2 separate regions of the Mus musculus genome follow, and region 2 is linked to region 1. A link is a loop called in an ENCODE intact Hi-C map of the cell type or tissue named here. Cell type or tissue: left cerebral cortex. All regions are shown on one strand. Each heading gives the region's core, and the rest is flanking DNA. Links, peaks and the distances in the headings are about the cores only. Region 1 overlaps Poc1a (POC1 centriolar protein A). Region 2 overlaps Gm33616 (a long non-coding RNA gene).

What was found. Peaks named below come from ENCODE experiments on the same cell type or tissue, not always from the same donor. Only the 100,000 strongest peaks of a DNase experiment are listed, where the experiment ranks them.
Region 2: a loop joins it to region 1, with 3 times the contacts of the local background. A loop is called at or near these places in 14 of 42 quality-filtered maps.

The regions. Positions count from the first base shown.
Region 1 is chr9:106,296,562-106,304,886 of GRCm38, forward strand. The region is part of intron 7 of Poc1a (POC1 centriolar protein A); the gene reads left to right. Among named protein-coding and RNA genes, the nearest start is that of Poc1a, 20 kb to the left of the region's middle. In left cerebral cortex, for the core only: a CTCF peak has its summit at 7,239; DNase peaks (open chromatin) are centred at 3,979, 5,075 and 5,649; H3K4me3 peaks cover 830 bases; H3K27ac peaks cover 5,041 bases.
Region 2 is chr9:106,402,631-106,410,955 of GRCm38, forward strand. All of the region lies in intron 2 of Gm33616 (a long non-coding RNA gene), which reads right to left. It overlaps Gm46131 (a long non-coding RNA gene), which reads right to left. Exons shown (of 3, transcript XR_001779300.2): 3 at 2,868-3,144. Among named protein-coding and RNA genes, the nearest start is that of Gm46131, 7.5 kb to the right of the region's middle. In left cerebral cortex, for the core only: a CTCF peak has its summit at 6,642 (motif pointing right); DNase peaks (open chromatin) are centred at 183, 531 and 4,054; H3K27ac peaks cover 4,629 bases.

The DNA.
Region 1 (8,325 bases), core at 126-8,125:
CTGCAAATGGCATTCCCAGTATTCTGATGCATTATTCAGCACACAAAGGCAAACCTGTTGACATTGTTCTTTCTGCATCTGTTTGTCATCTGTTCCCTGCTCACTGGGTCACACAGGAGGGAGACGAAGTGAAGGTCATGGTCCTACTCTTTGGTGCTTTCAGCCTGGGCTGTGAAGGACTGCACTTAAGGCAGAGGCGCTAAGGGACTAAGAAGGGCAGGCTGAGTCTTAGAGTACTGGCAGGGTTGGGTAAGAGTGAGCAGGCCCTGCCTGTGTCCTGTGGTGTAGCTCAGATGGAGGTGATAGTCAGAATATAAAGTCCAAGGATTTCTCCTTGCTCCTCCTCTAAGTTCTCTGTCCAGTACAGCGACAGGGTTGTTTGTCACATGCTACAGGTTCCTCTTCTTGAGGTCTGTGATGCACAGCCCTCTGCTGTGGTAGTTAGTGCAGGCCCAGGGATTCCCTAGGCGTGGTTTCTTCAGACTTCTGCAAGCTGGCCAGGAAGCCAGGGATTGCCTGGCTCTGCTCCATGCCCGTGTTTCCCAGAATTCCTGCCCTTTTAGAGACACTTGTTCTTTGTCTACCTCCTCCTCTTATCGAGACCCCTGTGCACTCACAGCTGGTGGTGGCCACTCAGCGCTGTCCTCCACACCAAGTTTCCTCTCAGTATAGGGTGGCTGGTTTGCGCTTTCTTTTGGGTGCTTACTAATGTAGAAGTAAGTGACTTCTGGTTTGAGAAGTTGAGTGTCAGGGTTAAGGAGAGGCAGTAAATATGAAGTCGGGGCTGAACAGAGAAAAAGGCCATGACCGCTCGTATGTGCGGTGGTGGAGAAGGCTTATTGTAGATAAAAGAGAGATCCTAACCTGAGGCAGGGATATCTGGGAGAGTCTAGAGCCACCATGATCCTGAGCCAGGCTGTGTGAAGAGGGAAAGGAGAGAAGAGCCAGAGAGTAAAGGGTAGACAAAAAGGATTGCTAACCAAAATGGCTGGATTATGTAGGGAAGGGCACACCAGCCATACCCTGTAATAGGTAGGAACTGAGGGATGCTGGGAGAACCTGGCTTCTAAGTCTGCTTGGGTATGTTAAATAGGCACCTCAGCCATTTGCCATGGTTTGAGGCCTAACAAAGGCTGCTTGAGCCTCCCCAGCCCAGTCCCACTCACCCACCTGGCTCTGCCCTGTTTGGAGGTCCAGTGTCAGCTTCCCAAAGGGGAGAATGTTATAGGAGAACAGCCTTGAATATCAGCATAGTTGGTTAAAAAAGCCCACCAGCTGGATGGAACTCTCTCTGAAGATGGAGAGCTGTGGTCAAGAGTGGTCTCTGATCCACTCTATCCTTGGAGGTTGGTCTAGGCTGTCTGTGATTTGAGAGTTTGTCAGCTGCTACCAAGCAGGTTGGCTTAGCTGCTGGAAGAGGCTCTCTCCGGCTGAGTCCTTGAGAGAATATCTAGCTGGGAGTCACGTCGTCACAAGAGGCTGTAGACCACTGGTTCCCAGGCCCAAGTACTACTGCACTTGGGTCGTCCATTCCCTGCCTTGATCTTCCAGAGGATGTGCAGGTGGGCTCTGGTGCCTTAAGCTTTCACATCCTGTTCCAGGGGGCAGTGGTTTGATGGGGGATTAAGCACAGCTGTCGCCATCCTACACCCCACTCCCAGCTTTATGTGGCTTAGAAGCTCTAGGGCTTGCAAGTGGCTTCGCCCTGCAGAGAAGCAGCCTGGCAGATTTGGAAACCCTTCTGAGGACAGGTGACACTGAGAGCCTCCTGAGCTTCTCAGGACAGCAGAGCTGAGACAGGCGCTCACATCACAGTCTCTGCCACACCCACTTGCCTGTCTCATGGCTTTGACATTTGCGCCATGGCTTTTACCCTTGGCTCTGCATCACTGGTCTGGATAAGATGCCAGCAAGTCTCATAGCTACTGAATCGCTACTTTGTGTGACCCTGTTCTGGCCTAGTAGGAGGGGCACCCCAGGAAACTAGCCTAAACTTGGGAGACACAACGGTGGGTTATGGGGCTCTCTGTGCGTGGTGGTCCCCAGGCATAATCCCTAGACCGATGTCACCGGGAAGTGCACTGAGTAAAGTAACTTCCTTGGGCTGAGGGTGGAGCCCGGGGGAGGTCAGCCTCAGTCACACCAGGAAGCAGCCCTTGATCAGGAGAGAGGGGCTATGCACGCTCTGTGCTTCCATGTCCTGTCAGGGCAAGGCCTAAGCAGGCCCTTCGGGGAGACTGTAGGGGAGGGTCCCACATAGGAGGAAGGGCCAGGGCTGCAATGCTTTGGGTGACTCTCATCTGGGTTGAGGCCACAGCTGCCTCAGTGCGCCTTTCCGTTGTCTCCCTGGGCACAGGGGCATTAGCACGAAGTAACTTGCCAAGCACCAGGTTGAGCGCAAAATCAACTCAGTCAGCTTTGTGTTTCTTAGATTGGACCTGTGCGCAGATGTGGAAGGCAGCTATCAGCCAAGGAGCCATTCTCTGGTGTATGCTGGGCCAGACTTCCCGCAGCCCGGGGTTTGCTGTGAGACTAGGGGCTCACTATGGGGTGAGGGCTCACATTGTGGGGCACAGGACTTAGTTTTGGGTGATGTCTTACTTTGCTGAGCTAAAGGCTCACCTGAGTTGAGAGGCTCACTCTTGAGTGAGGAGTTTGCTGTTTGGGAGGGCCTCATTTTGGGGTAAAGGACTGATTCTGTTGAGCTAAGGACTTCCTCTGTGGGTTCCGGGGCTCTTACTGTGTAGAGTGAGCTGAGGGCTCACTCCGCAGGGTAAGCAGATTGCCTGGGTCCACTTCTTGTTTGCTATAACAAATGCCTTAGGGCCACACCTCCAGACTTAGCAGCATACTGTAGCGGTCCCAGCATTGAGGAGCCTAAGGCAGAAGGTTTACAAGTTCAAGGACAACCTGGGCTAATAGTAAGCTGTTGCCTCAAAACAACAGCTATAAATAAAAAATTTCCCCAAGTTGGGAAATTGATGAAGATAGGAAGTTGTTTTCTCGTGCTCTGAGACTGGGAGGGCCAAGATTAAGGCGCTGGCCGGTGAGGGTTGTTGCTGTTCTCTGCTTTCAAGGTAGTACCTCGACACCGCCTGCTTCTGGGGATGAGTGTCATGTCCTGTGTCATGAGTTCTACCTCACTTGGCAGAGAATAGGTGGGCAAAAAAGCCAAATACCCTGTCCGTTTATAAGGCAGAGCATGATGACTGGATTTTCCCTTAAAGACCACACTTTGGAGCACTGCAAATTTTGGGACTAAATTTTAGCATGAATTTTTAGAAGAACAAAAACATCCAAACCATTCAGAGCGATAGAAATTGGTAAGTTTATTGTAGGCATAAAGATTTCTAGTGTTGTCATGTGGGCTGGCTTTGGAACTCAGATTCCCGTAGTCCATTTCACAGTCCATGTTGCTTGCCTGCATGAGGCGTGTGTGGCCAGCTCTTCTGAGGTTCTGTGGGGACACTCCTGAGTGACATGGCTGACAGGCCAGCGAGCAGGGTGAGTTCTTTGCTGGCTTGGACTTGCGTGGGTCCTGGCCCTTTTTCGCTCTGCCTTAGCTTGAAGCCTCTCAGCAATGGTGGGAGGCAGGGGACTGTCTGCAAGCCACCGGATGCAAGCCTGAGTGGACACTGCCGCTCTGTCACTCACTGGATCACAACAGCTCCAGAGGGGGCTTGCTCCAAGTCTGAAGCTTGGGGTCTGCCACTATCGTGACGCCAAGCAGGAAGGAAGGTTTCCCAGCTCGTCTCTCCACTCAGGGCAGATTTAGGGAATTGAGAGCTGTAAAGGAGCTGCCGTGCGCCCCCTCATCTTACGTCAGGGAACACCAGCAGGAGAGGGAAGGGCTTTCCCACTAACTGCAGCTGTCATTTAAAGCTTCGTGCCCCGAGCAGGGCCCTCACAGATCTGTGTGGCAAGTGTGGGGGCAAGATGCTAGAAATACAGTTTTATTTTTCTATATTTTCTGAAACACAGTCTTGAGCCACGCTCATTTTGGTTTAAATCCTCTCGAGCTATTTGGGAGAGGATGGTGGGTGGGCGTGGGCGTGGGCGGAGAGTTAAATCTGGAATTAGTGGCTGCGCACTTGGTATGCATGTTACTGCAGACTGTTACTGCGGAGAGACTGAGTAGCAGGCTGTCCGGTGAACACAGGCGTCTGCCCTAATGTGGGTGGGAACGCTTGCATTGGACAGAGCCTGCTCCTGAGGGACCCACAAATGTGTCCTGGGCACGTGGGGCTGGGCTTGGGGAACTGTTGGAGAGAGAAGAATCTTTGGTGCTTGTGCAACCCCTGGGCTTCAGCAGTGGAGGTGAGATTCTGGAACGGGTCTGTTCACCCTGTGTCCTGAGTCATTAAGTCCTCCTCCAGTCACTTCATTTTGGAGTATGTTGGTAGTCATGGGGTCGTACTTGGGATTGGTTAGACCCCTCTGGGAAATGTAAGGAGCCATGTAGACAGTAGTAGCATGCACCACCGTTAAGAAAGCAGAGTCAGCCTGGCCCCTTGTCACCTTCTAGCAACCCGAGTCGAGAGCTGGGAGCAGGGTCCTGCCCGAGTCAGGGTTGAGAGACTTGCTGTCCCTGGGTAGCTCCTCCTACACAGAGTTGCAATGTCCCTGTGGGTCACCACTTAGATATATAAACACCTCATAGGCTGGGCTGAATTTCAGCACAGGGTCAGAGGTCAGAGCACCCACACCAAAGTCCCCTGCCCTCCTAGTCACCACATCTCTGATGGCCACTCTTCTTTTTGTCCTTCTCAAGGAGCGTGTGGTGTGATAGCCCTGTTTGCTTACTGGTACCTGGCTAGGCTTCGGCCAGTGTGAGGAGAGTGCCGAGGTCTGGATGGGCTGCTTAAGGGTAACATGGTATGCAGTCCGCTTACTCACTATGGGGCTGTTCTGCCTGTCTGCCTTGCCTCCTTCCCTGCCTCCCTCTCTCCTCCCTCCCTCCTTTCTTCCTTCCGTCCTTTTCCTCGTTTCACTGATGCTTGCTGTTTAAAGGAAATAGACATAGAACTGACCAGATTGCTTGTGGGTAAAGAACCTTGCCGCCAAGCCTGATGACCTATATTCCCTACCCAGAACCCACCTCTGCAAGTAGTCCTGCTTCCGCATGTGTGCCATGGTGCGCATGTTCTTGTTAAATAACTAAATAAAGTGTAGAGGAAGAAAACAGAATAGCATAGATTCTGTGAGGCTGGAAATTGACCAGGGAAAGAGGCATGTGGTGAAATGGCAGTGTGAGCTCAGCCAAGCACCGCAGGGTGAGGAGAGAAACAGGGCAGATACCGTGTGTATGCAGTGTTCATGACAGATTAAGAAATGTCACCTCATAGAACAGCTTCGGGGAAGGAGTGGCCTGGCCTGCTGAGCTTGATCACCTGCATGGGTGCAGTCAGGAAGCAGACACGGGGGGGGGGGGGGGGGAGGGGGGGCAGACAGGCTTGCCAGCATGTGGGACTCTGCTGCTGTGGGGTGCAGGGCAGCTGGAAGCTACACTGCCGAAGGCCCAGCAAGAGATGATACTCAGGCTACATTTAGGACCTGAGGAGGGACCAGGGACAGGCCTGTCCTTGGGAGGGAAGAACCCAGCAGCATTCCTGCCTGGAGCCGGGTGCAGGGCGCTAGGAGTTATTGATCAAATGAAAGGAACAGGCCGCCACCAAGCTAAAACACACCGTAGCTGATCAGTGACATGCATAGAAAAGAAGATTCATTCACTTCCAAATAACTGACTGCCTGAAGAAGAGCTTGAGTCAAAACTGGCAATTTGGGAGGGCACGTCTGTGAGCGCATTACAGACTAGGAACTTGCGGGATCTGGCGAAGGTGGAGTCACAGACAAGTGTATTGAAGATGAAGGATGATTGAGAATGACCGAGGAGCTGGTGCTGGGGGCTCTACAAGGAATCCTGAGAAAGAGGCCTTTTCTGGCCCAGCCTTTGAGGAGCAGCGAGCAGTCAAGTAGGTAGAACATTGCTGAAGAAGGGAGGAAAGAGCCTGGCAAGGTGAGCAGAGGTCAGGCAGAGGTCAGCAACAGAGCCTGGTCTGCGAAGTCAGTCTGAAGTACATCATCATGTGATCTCGTCATCAAGCAAACATTGCGGCCTGCACTTGACAAACAGAGGTGGCCACAATGGCCCGGTGATGCAGTCTGAGGAGCACAGGCTGCACTCAGCGCCAAGGCTGCTTCCTAGGGCTCTGGACAAGCTAACAAGACACTGGAGGAATGCTGTTCTTTCTAGGGGTGCAGAGGGTCCTGGTTGCAGGCGTCTTGCAGTTCTCTTAGTAGACAGGTGCTGCTGGGGAGGAGTGTGGGCCTCACAGAGCCTCCTGGCTGCGGGTGCATCCCTGAAGTGCAGCACCTGGCCTCTCGCCCTGACCCCTATAAGCGGGGTGCGTTCTCCAGTGAGCACTGCTGTTGCTGCCGCCATCTTGTCCCCAGCCTGGCATCTGGTGGTGGAGTGATGACAGGCAAGGGGAGTGGGCCACCCGTGTGCGTGTGCTGGCTGCATGCTGACCCCTCCTGGCGCTCTTCCCATGAGCTCTGGATGGGCAGAGGGGCTGGTCTGCCTTTGATGAGCTCTGGATGGGTGGAGGGGCCGGTCTGCTTTTGAAACCCTGTGCTCTGGTTTCTTCCTGTTTCTTTCTTACCACTTTGGGTTTTCCCCCCTCACAATGAAGAAGCATTTTGTTGTCTTATTTATTTATTTATTTATTTATTTATTTATTTATTTATTTATTTATTTATTTATTTATTTATTTATTTTACTCTACCACTGCCATACATTCATTAAAAACTTCCAAATATGAAATGGCCACGATGGGAAGAATCAGATAGACATTCTTGGAAAGTGTATCACCTCTCTCCGTCAGGCTTGTAACCCCTTGTCACCTGTCCACTGGAAGGGACACTCCCCAGCTCCACTCTCTGCACGTACAGCCAGTGTTACTCAGAAATGGAGTCACATGGACCAGGAGGCCTTGCACCTGGTATTTGATACTCACTGTTCACGGATGTGAGTGGGCAGTGTTCCCTATCAGTAAAAGTGGGTCTGTGTTATCTTAGTTGACCGTAGCTTAGAATTCCTGGGGCTGCCAGGGATAGGGTACACCGGAGCCTGTGGCTCCACTTGTGTGGAGAGGGGGGTGACAGGTAGGTGTTGGCTTTGTATTGTATCCACTTGGGCTTTGTTTCCCCCAGCTTGCAGTAGCAAAGGCACACACCGTCCTCTGGGGATGAGATGGGTTAGTGCAGGTGCAGAGCTCTGAGCCATCGCTAGCTGATGTGGGACTCTTTCTGTCTCTCACTCCATTCTGAACACCTCTGAGAGAAAGAACTAGAAATGGAAGTGTGAGCAGGCATGTACCCTCTTGTCTCTGCTCAACCTGCCTGTCTCCTGGGCGAGGAGAAGCTGCTCATGGCTGTGAGGTCTCTTCCCAACCTAAGCTATGCTGACTGCAGGGAGTCTCCCTAGCTTCCCCTAGTCTCTAGCCCAGACTATGCTGCTAAAGGTCTCTGCTGTGGGCAGGTCTTTTCTCTGTGTAGCCTTGACCGTCCTGGAACTCACTCTGTAGACCAGGCTAGCCTCAAACTCAGAAATCCACCTCCTGCCCCTGCCTCCCAAGTGCTGGGATTAAAAGAGTGCGCCACCACTGCCCGGCGTGGGCAATTCTTGTTACACTCTGGTGGTCTAGAGGAGCTGAGATGACCTTTGTGACAGATGTAGGAGACGACCTTTGACCTGGTTTTGCCTGCAGCATGCCAGGCACTTGCCATGGGAAATGTGACGCTGGAGGTTGACGTGTAAAGGTTGCGTCTGCGGCTGTGACCAGCTCCTTGCTTGGCTTATCTTTCTGGAATGGATTCCAGGCATATGGGGAGGAATGGTCTTTCTCTATTAGAACGTGATGCTCCTCCCTTCAACCCAACCTGGGCGTGCTTGTCGGAGAGTGCTGCTGAGTATGTACTTGCCACTCCCCTTTAGATGGTCGCTCTGACCGTCAGTCCCTAGGAAGCCAGAGCAGCACATCACCCAATGTTAGGCCCAAACTTAAGGAAAATGCATGTGCATTGCAGAGACATTGGTGTCATTTGGTCCACTACCCAGGCACCTTCAGGGTTTCCCTCTTCAGCCCCCTTCTTGTTGTTCATACCCCTGACTTTGCCTTGTTCATTCGAGCCACTGGCTCCTCCTTGGGGCTCCCATTTCTCTGGGCTGCAGCAGGGCAGTGTTAGGCTTACACCAGAGAGGTGAGTGCTGATCTCAGCTGTGAATCTCACAGGGGAAGCTATGGAAACGATGCCAGCCAGGCC
Region 2 (8,325 bases), core at 92-8,091, 110 kb after region 1:
TAGGCAGAGAGGGACAAAAGACTCTTTAGAGTGGTCACCCCAATGGATCATTCCTTTCAGTTCAAGGACCCCAGATATCCTGGGGTAGCAGACTGTCTCCATGCTACACAGCCCCCACCCTCAGTTCACCCACACCCTAGCAACTCTGAAACTCCTGCTAACTGGGCTCAAACCGTCTGTCGCTGGTGATTCACACACCTCTCCTCTTTCCTCTTCCTGACTAATTATAGCTCTTGCGTGTTTTTCCTCCTGGAAAAAAAAAATGTCTTCTTAAAAAAATATATCCCCAAGCCAGTGGTAATTAATTTGGAGAGCCTCGCTGTGTGCATTTCAGACTGGCTTTGAGGACGGGCAGGTCCCGGTGCGAGGGTATAGACCGAGCCACAGAGGAAGGAGTGATGCCGTCTGTGGGGTAGGTGTGAGGATAAGCAGCCGAAGCCCATGCCATTCTTCACCCGATCCATCATGGCTTTAGGGACCCTGAGGAGTAGCAGTTACAGTCGTGGGGACTCTGCTGAATACGATGTCCTGTGCTTAAGAACGAAACGCCTACCATATGCATAGACATCTGTACCCTGGTACTTCCTAAAGCATGCCTGGATATAGACACACCCTTTAGAAGAGGGCCCCACAGTCATCAGTGACCTAAATAGAGATAGGCTCTAGGGAAATTAAGTCCTCCAAGGGCAAGGGCTTCCCTCACTTGCCTTTTCGGGGAGTCACAGCCAGCCACTGTCCTGGAGCAGGGCGCCATTAGCATTCTCTAAGCTTCTCCAAAGTTTCAGCTGGTGTGGGCAGCTTGGGGAGGAAGGAGGGTCCAAGAACAACAGTGAAAGGGGCAATCTGACTGGATCGGGGGCAAAGAACCACAGGGTATCCACAGAGACAGACAGGAAGCTTCAACCAGAGACAGGTCTGGAACGATGACTGCGAGATAAAGATAAATAAATCCTAGAGAGATGAGACAGGAGCAGGGACCCAGCAAAGAGAGTAGTTGGAGTCCTGGACAGAGCCCCAGGGACAGCTGGGATGGGCAGGAAGCCCAGGTCCTTTGTAGCAGTGGGATGGGTTCTGCCAAAAGAACAGGGGCTTGGGGCTAGGATAGAGCTAGGACCAGGCTGAGGACCACTGAAAAGAAAGGCCCATGAGCAATGCCTTTATAAGGTTTGGGCTGCTGGTGAGGCTCCAAAGAGAAAGGGCAGGCATGGCACTCCAGATCAGATTTCAGTTATGAACATAGTACCTTCTGCCTTTATCAATTCAGAAAGACTACTTGGGGAATATCCCAGGATGCACTCTGGCCTTGGGATTGAAAGGACTAATGTTGATGGAGCGAGGGAGCTTGAGCAAGGTAGATGCAAACTCATGCTAGGATAGTAAATTCAAGGGCAGCCTGGGCTACACAGCAAGTTCTAGGTCAACCTAGGGTACAGAGTAAAAGTCTGTCTTTTTTTTTTTTTAATTAAAAATTATTAAGCCGGGCGGTGGTGGCGCACACCTTTAATCCCAGAACTTGGGAGGCAGAGGCAGGTGGATTTCTGAGTTCAAGGCCAGCCTGGTCTACAGAGTTCCAGGACAGCCAGGGATACACAGAGAAACCCTGTCTCGAAAAAAACCAAAAAAAAAAAAAATTTTTTTTACTTGCGCAGGTGTGTTCATGCATGTGTGCCGGATGTGTGCCTGCTAACCTTAAAGGCTGGGAAAGGATATCAGATGCCCTGGAACTGGAGTTATTGGCAGTTGTGAGCCATCTTGTGGGTGCTAGGAATCGACCCCAGGACCTCTGGAAGTGCAGCCAGTGCTCTAAACCACTGAGCTATGTCAGCCCTAAGATTCTATCTTAAACAAGTAACAAAGCACCTAGTATTGTGGGGTATGCCTGCAATCCCATTGTGATGGTTTGGATATGCTTGCCCCGGGGAATGGCACTATTAGAAGGTGTGGCTTTGTTGGAGTAGGTGTGTCACTGTGGGCATGGGCTTTAAGACCCTAGTCCTAGTTGCCTGGAAACTAGTCATTTCCTAGCAGCCTTCAGGTGAAGATGTAGAACTCTCAGCTCTTCCTGTACCATGCCTGCCTGGATGCTGCCATGTTCCTGCTTTGCTGATAATGGACTGAACCTCTGAACCTGTAAGTCAGCCCCAATTAAATGTTGGCCTTATAAGAGTAGCCTTGGTCATGGTGTCTGTTCACAGCCATAAAACCTCAAGACACCCAGTTTTCAGTAGGCAGACGCAGGAGAATCACTGGTAACTTTGGGAACCACCTGGTCTTTCTAGTGAGTTCTCATCCAATCAAGGCTACTTGACAAAACTCTGTCTTAAAATGAAAACAAAAACCAAAAACAAATGTGTGTGTGTGTATTCTTTTTGCTAATTCCTAATAATTATAATAAAAAAATAAACCTATCCCTTCTTCAGGCTCCTGAGACCAGATGGACTTCCTTAGCATAGCATATGACTACACTTCTTTCCCTGGGCCTAGATCCCTCAAGACAGAGTCTTTCAGATCCCCAGGACAAAACTGGACGACCTCCTCAAACTTCAGAACAGGATCTGCCACCTCAGGACAGAGCCCTGGTTGCTCTCTCTCAGATTCCTCAGGCCAAAGCCCATCAGCTTCTCAGATCCTCCCTCCAACCACCCAGATCAGGGAAAGACACACCCTCCCTCCCTCCCCCATTCCCCCTCCTCACCCCCCTCCCTCTGGCCATTGAGGAGGTGTTGACAGCTTGCTAACCACAGGCAGAATGCCTCTAACTTCAGCCATCACCTCCCCCCACTTCTCTGGACACCTGACATGGCCTCCCGCCTGGCCAGGGTCAGGGCTGGGTGCCCAGGACCTTTTAGCCAGGCAGCTGTCGGGATTTCCGGCAGCCACTTTCTTGTCTGGAATCTCCTGGCCAAGTCTGCGCTCTTCTGGGGTCCGTGTCTGAACTTTGGAGCATCTGTCGTTAGAAGGGAGAGGGATACAACAGAGAGCAGGTGGCCTTTGGTGGCCTTTAGCCCAGAAGGCTCAAGTACAGTGCCTGTGAGCACCAGGAATGGGGAGAAATGGCCGCCAATTCTGGGGCAGGACTTTAGCCAGTGCAGAAGTCAGGAGAGCTGGGAAATACTCGCTGGGGGTCCAGGCAGCCCATTGGATCTGCAATAAATGATGGGCCAGAAATTTCTTAAGGAAATGGATGGTTTTTCATAGGCCCACAAAACAAACCAGAAAACTTCCTTTGTGATGACTTATAACTAGAGACAGCATAGTTTGAGTTAATCCAGCCCATACTCTGAGTAGACCATACCACTGACCTCAGTTTTTTTATCTGTAAAATGGATAAATGGATTACAGTAAACCCTCCTCTTTCCCCCCCCTCTCTCTCCTCCTCCTCCTCCTCCTCCTCTTCCTCTCCTTCCTTCTCCTCTCCCCCCTCCTCCTCTTCCTCTTCCTGCTCTCTCTCTCTCTCTCTTTGAGACAAGGTCTGGTCTCTCTCTTTAGCTGTCCTGGAACTCACTCTGTAGACCAGGCTGGCCATGAACTCACATAGATCTGCCTGTCTCTGCCTCTTTAGTCCTGGGCTTAAAGGTGTTTGCCATGACAGTCAGTGATGGTAACCAAGGCTCCACCTAGAGGCTCCAAACCTTTCCCTGAAGCCATCTTCCTCCTGCTAAGCACCTAATGATTTAAGCAGATAGGCGGCCCTTAGCTACCTACCCCAACCCACTGTAACCCAGGGCGACCACACTGAGCTCTGCAGGAAAAAGAAGCCTGGATGAGCACTCAGAATGGAGATCTAGAGTGGAATTCCTCCTGGAAGTGAACGTGGCTGAGCCCCTTCCCTCCCAGCCTCTGCAAAATGGGGAGCTGTTGGCTGAGTGCCTGCTCCTCTGATGTGGAAGCCAAAGACTGTGCCCGGATATCTTCTATCCTCTGTCTTCACTCGGCCTCCCTGCCTTCCAAGCTCTTCTGACCTTTGGCCCCAGCTCCTTCAACAAGATGAGGAGGAGGAGAGATGGCCACCCCCATCCCAGACCTTTTTTAGCCCCCCTGGGAACTCGGCGTCCTCCCAGCAAGGGTGCGTGGGTCGCAGTGAGTATTAATAGCTTGGCTGGAGGAGGTGACAGGGACTATCTCATAGCCAAACTCTGGAAACTTCACTTCCTAGGCAGGCCAGACAATTCTCCTGTCCCCACCTCCCCTATTGGCTCTAAGCTTCTCCATTTCTGTTTCCCCTGGGGCTCTCTCAGCCCCACAGCTCCCACCCCCTCAGGCATGCCTCTAGCTGCCTCTTGGTTTGAGCCTTCATGAGATCCTCTTGGGCCAGAGCTCTAGTAGGTTAATGGCGTAAGGCTGCTCTGTGACCTGCCCATGGGAGACAGAGGGGAGCTTGACTGTGACAAGGATTTTGTCTGCACCCTTCCTGCCCTGTCCCCTGACTGGCTGCCCCTTCCTGCATGATTCCTCCATCTTTGGTTCTCATGAAGCTGTGGTATGTTCTCAACATTTTTGTCCTTGCTCTGTTGGCCGTAGGAAGAAGTGGAGAAACTGAGGCAGAATAATGCCAGTCTGGGGAAAGTGCTTCCATGCTGTTCAGGTGGACCACCTCTCAGGGCTGCTTGGCAAAGAATGACACTCTGAGCTGTGACTGGGGACAGTGCTGTAGTCCAGTGTTGCCTCTAAGGCTAGGCTGTGGGGACAGCCACAAACCTATACACAACCGGTCTAGAGCACTGGGGGAAGGTGATGCCGAATCTGGTAACATGGAAGGAGCATGGTAAATGCTAGATGTGACCCACAGTTTAGCGATTAGCAATGGAGATGGGGCGGGGGGGGGGAGCAGGGGGCATCCTGAGGACCGGAAAGCTGAGATGGAGCCTCAGAAAGTGGGGCTTTGGTCCCTAGCTCCTTCAAAAGTCATATTCAACCCCTGGAAGCCCCATCTTGCTTATTCTCTGTTCTCAGCCTGACTGATCTAGTTCTAGCAAGTTTCTGGGTCTCTGAGGGACTCCTCCTCAGTCAGCAGCAGCAGCTGACTAACATAACCCTCTGACCCCTGACCTCTAACCCTACCTTAGTCTAAGTTCTAGTCTTGACCCCAGGCTGATTTTGCACCTCTACCCTCATTAGATCTGAGTACTGTTCCTGCCCTGTAGCACCTGATTTCAGATCAAGTCTGGACCTCTGCTGCCAAGCAAGGTTAAAAAAAAACAAAAAACAAAAACAAACCTCCAAACTGAGGCTAGATGGATGCAGGATCTCTGACTGTGACTCAACTGAGCCTCACACCAGTGCCAGGCCTAGGGAGACTAGTCCCCCTCCTCTCGTTCTCAACTTCTATCCTTGGTTCACCCAGGTCCCTCGTTCTAGAGGAGGCTTTGTGTGCCTCACAGGCACCTCGCCCTAGGTCTTGAAGCAAGATGACACTAGGAACATGTCACACCAGGTGATTTGTGACTTGGAAGAACAGAGGTGGAAATGAATTCTATTTCTGGGACGAAGCTTACTGGTTTAGACTGAGGACAGAGCAGAACCCTCAGTGGAATAGGGAGGGGAGGAGGTAGATGGACCCTCAGACACACAAATACAGTGTGATGGCTAATCTGAGACTGGGGCAAAACTCTCCTGGGGCAAAATGGCAGACATCCATACCCCAAATTGTAGCAACACACACCCTTAACCCCTGCATCTGATTTTCTCTCTAGTGAAGGAATATGCACTCCTGGAGGCTCAGAGTAGAAACTGGGTTTAAATCTTGGTTCTCCATCCTAGGAACACTGACCTGAGCCAAACTGCACAGCCTCAGCCCACAGTAGCCTCTGTATTCCTTTCTGTAAAATGGGATCCTCTGCTACATTCATTTCACAAGTTTACAACTTCAAAATGCAATTGCCTAGTGAGTCTCTGCACATGCTCAATGCACACAGAGAACCCAGGAGAGCTGAGTAGGTATGGGGGTGCACGTCTGTAATTCCAGAACCCCAGAAGTGAAGACAGGAGGGTCAGTTCATGACCAGTCTCGGCTGCATAGTGGATGTGAAGCCAGCCAGGGCTATGTGAGCTCCTATCTTTTAAAAAAAATCAAAATCAAAAAAGAAGGGAGAGCTAAAATTAGCCCTGATTATGAGACGAAGGCCCCCATTTGCTGCCCTGCCTTGAGCACTCATCTCACCCTCTGAGCCAAGGGCTCCTGAGAGACACACACTGGAAACCCTGAATAAGATTCGTGGCCTGCAGCAGACGCACAGGCTGACAATTACAGGAGCTGGGACAACATGGGATTTGTCAGCCTGGAATTAGGTCACAGAACTCTTAAAAACCAAGAAACTACAGAAGCCCCAATAACTCAGCATCCTGGGGGACAATGCTCATCGAATTTCCTGAACCAAGCACAAAGGGCACAAACAGACCAAAAAATGGGCAGGGGGAGCGAGCGGGGGTGGGGTGGGAGGGAGAAGCAGAGATCCTGCCTGGCAGCAGCCTGGGCACTCTCAGACCCTGAAGCACCCTTTAGGGAGGCTGAGAGTTCAGAGAGGGTGAGGGCTCCTCTGGCTTCACTAGGGTCTTATTTTTTAAAGATGTATTTTATTTTTAATTATGCGTGTATGTATGCATCTGTGTAGAGTATGTGCACATGGGTGCAGGTACCCACAGTGGCCAGAAGAGGGCATCAGATTCCCCTGGAGCTAGAGTTACAAACAGTTGTAAAGCCAGGTGGTGGCAGTGGTGGCGCACACCTTTAATCGCAGCACTTAGGAGGCGGAGGCAGGTGGATCTCTGAGTTTGAGGCCAGCCTGGTCTATAGAGCAAGTTCCAGGACAGCCAGTGCTACACAGAGAAATCTTATCTTAAAAAACAAACAAACAGGGCTGGAGAGGTGGCTCAGCAGTTAAGAGCACTGATTGCTCTTCCAAAGGTCCTGAATTCAATTCCCAGCAACCACATGGTGGCTCACAACCATCTGTAATGAGATCTGGCACCCTCTTCTGGAGTGTCTGAAGACAGCTACAGTGTACTTACATATAATAAATAAATAAATCTAAAAAAAAAAAATCACCAAAAAAATAGAACAGAACAAAAATAAAAACAAAAACCAGTTGTAAACTGATGGACTTGGGTTCTGGGAACTGAACTTGGGTCCTCTGCAAGAGCAGTATGTACTCTTAACTGCTAACCTATGTCTCCAGCTCACTACTACGGACTTGAATCTCCCCATTTCTTGGGGATTCTTCTCTTCTTCTTTTCTTCTAGATCACTTCCCTGGCCTGTCTACTCTCTTCTGACTCCTAGGCTGGGTGAATCCTTGGGGCTGTCCCTGCTTCCCTTGGCCTTCATGATCGTGTCCTACAGAGTGGAATTCTGACATACTCATGACCACAAGCCCTCTCCTCTGGCCTCCCTTACAAGTGCAGAAAGCTTTGGCCTGTAGGAAGGATGCATGTATTGAACAAGCATTGAGCATATGTGGAGACACCTACTGTATAGCAGGGATTTACATACAACCTCTCTAATCTGGGAGCCCAAAGACCAGGCAGGGGAATGACATACCCAAGACCACTTTGCTGAAGATGGCAAGGGAGTTCTAAACTGCAGCTAGTGTCCTGAGAGGAGAGAGGCACTTATGTTGCAGCTGTCTAACAAGCTGTGGTTTAAGGGGCTGCGACAGCCACCTGTGGCCTGATCTCTGGAATGGGGGTGGGGGTGCTAGCTGGCTAAGCAAACCCTTCCCCTTGGTGCCAGTCCCACATGACCTTTCTAGGTGGTTAATGAGGGCCCAGACACCACTCAGTAATTGGCCTCATTAGGCAGCTAGGACTGCTCAGGGGATGGGGTGGCGGATGCTGGGGCCCTGTGGGGACAGGCCAGACAGCAGCCTGTTAATTACCTGAGAAATCAGACAATTAGGCTTTCTGCCACCCTCCTGCCCATGTCCTGCTGGCCCCTAATTACTGAATGGCTGCTGAGCAGGCCAGGAGTGACCTGAATTTGGACCTGGGACCAGCCCCTGCCATTTCCCCACCTCTATTCTCTGCCTCCACCGTAGGCTACAGAGACCTGGCTGGGTATCTCCTTCAGGGATCTAACCCTGCAGACCCCTGACCTCTGCTTCTTTCCCAGACTTTGGGTGCTCTTGTCTTATCTTTCCTGCCCAAGGCAGCTCTGAGCCGCAGGAGATGGATGCTGAGGTGTCCACAGTGGTGGGATGAAGAACGTGGGCTGTTAGAATGGGACCCAAAGGGGGGATTCAGGAGGTGAGAGGGTGATGAAGCCATTCAGGGTCTCTGCAAGACTTCCTCAGGGAGGAGGTACGGGCCATGGCCGAGGAGATGGAAGTTG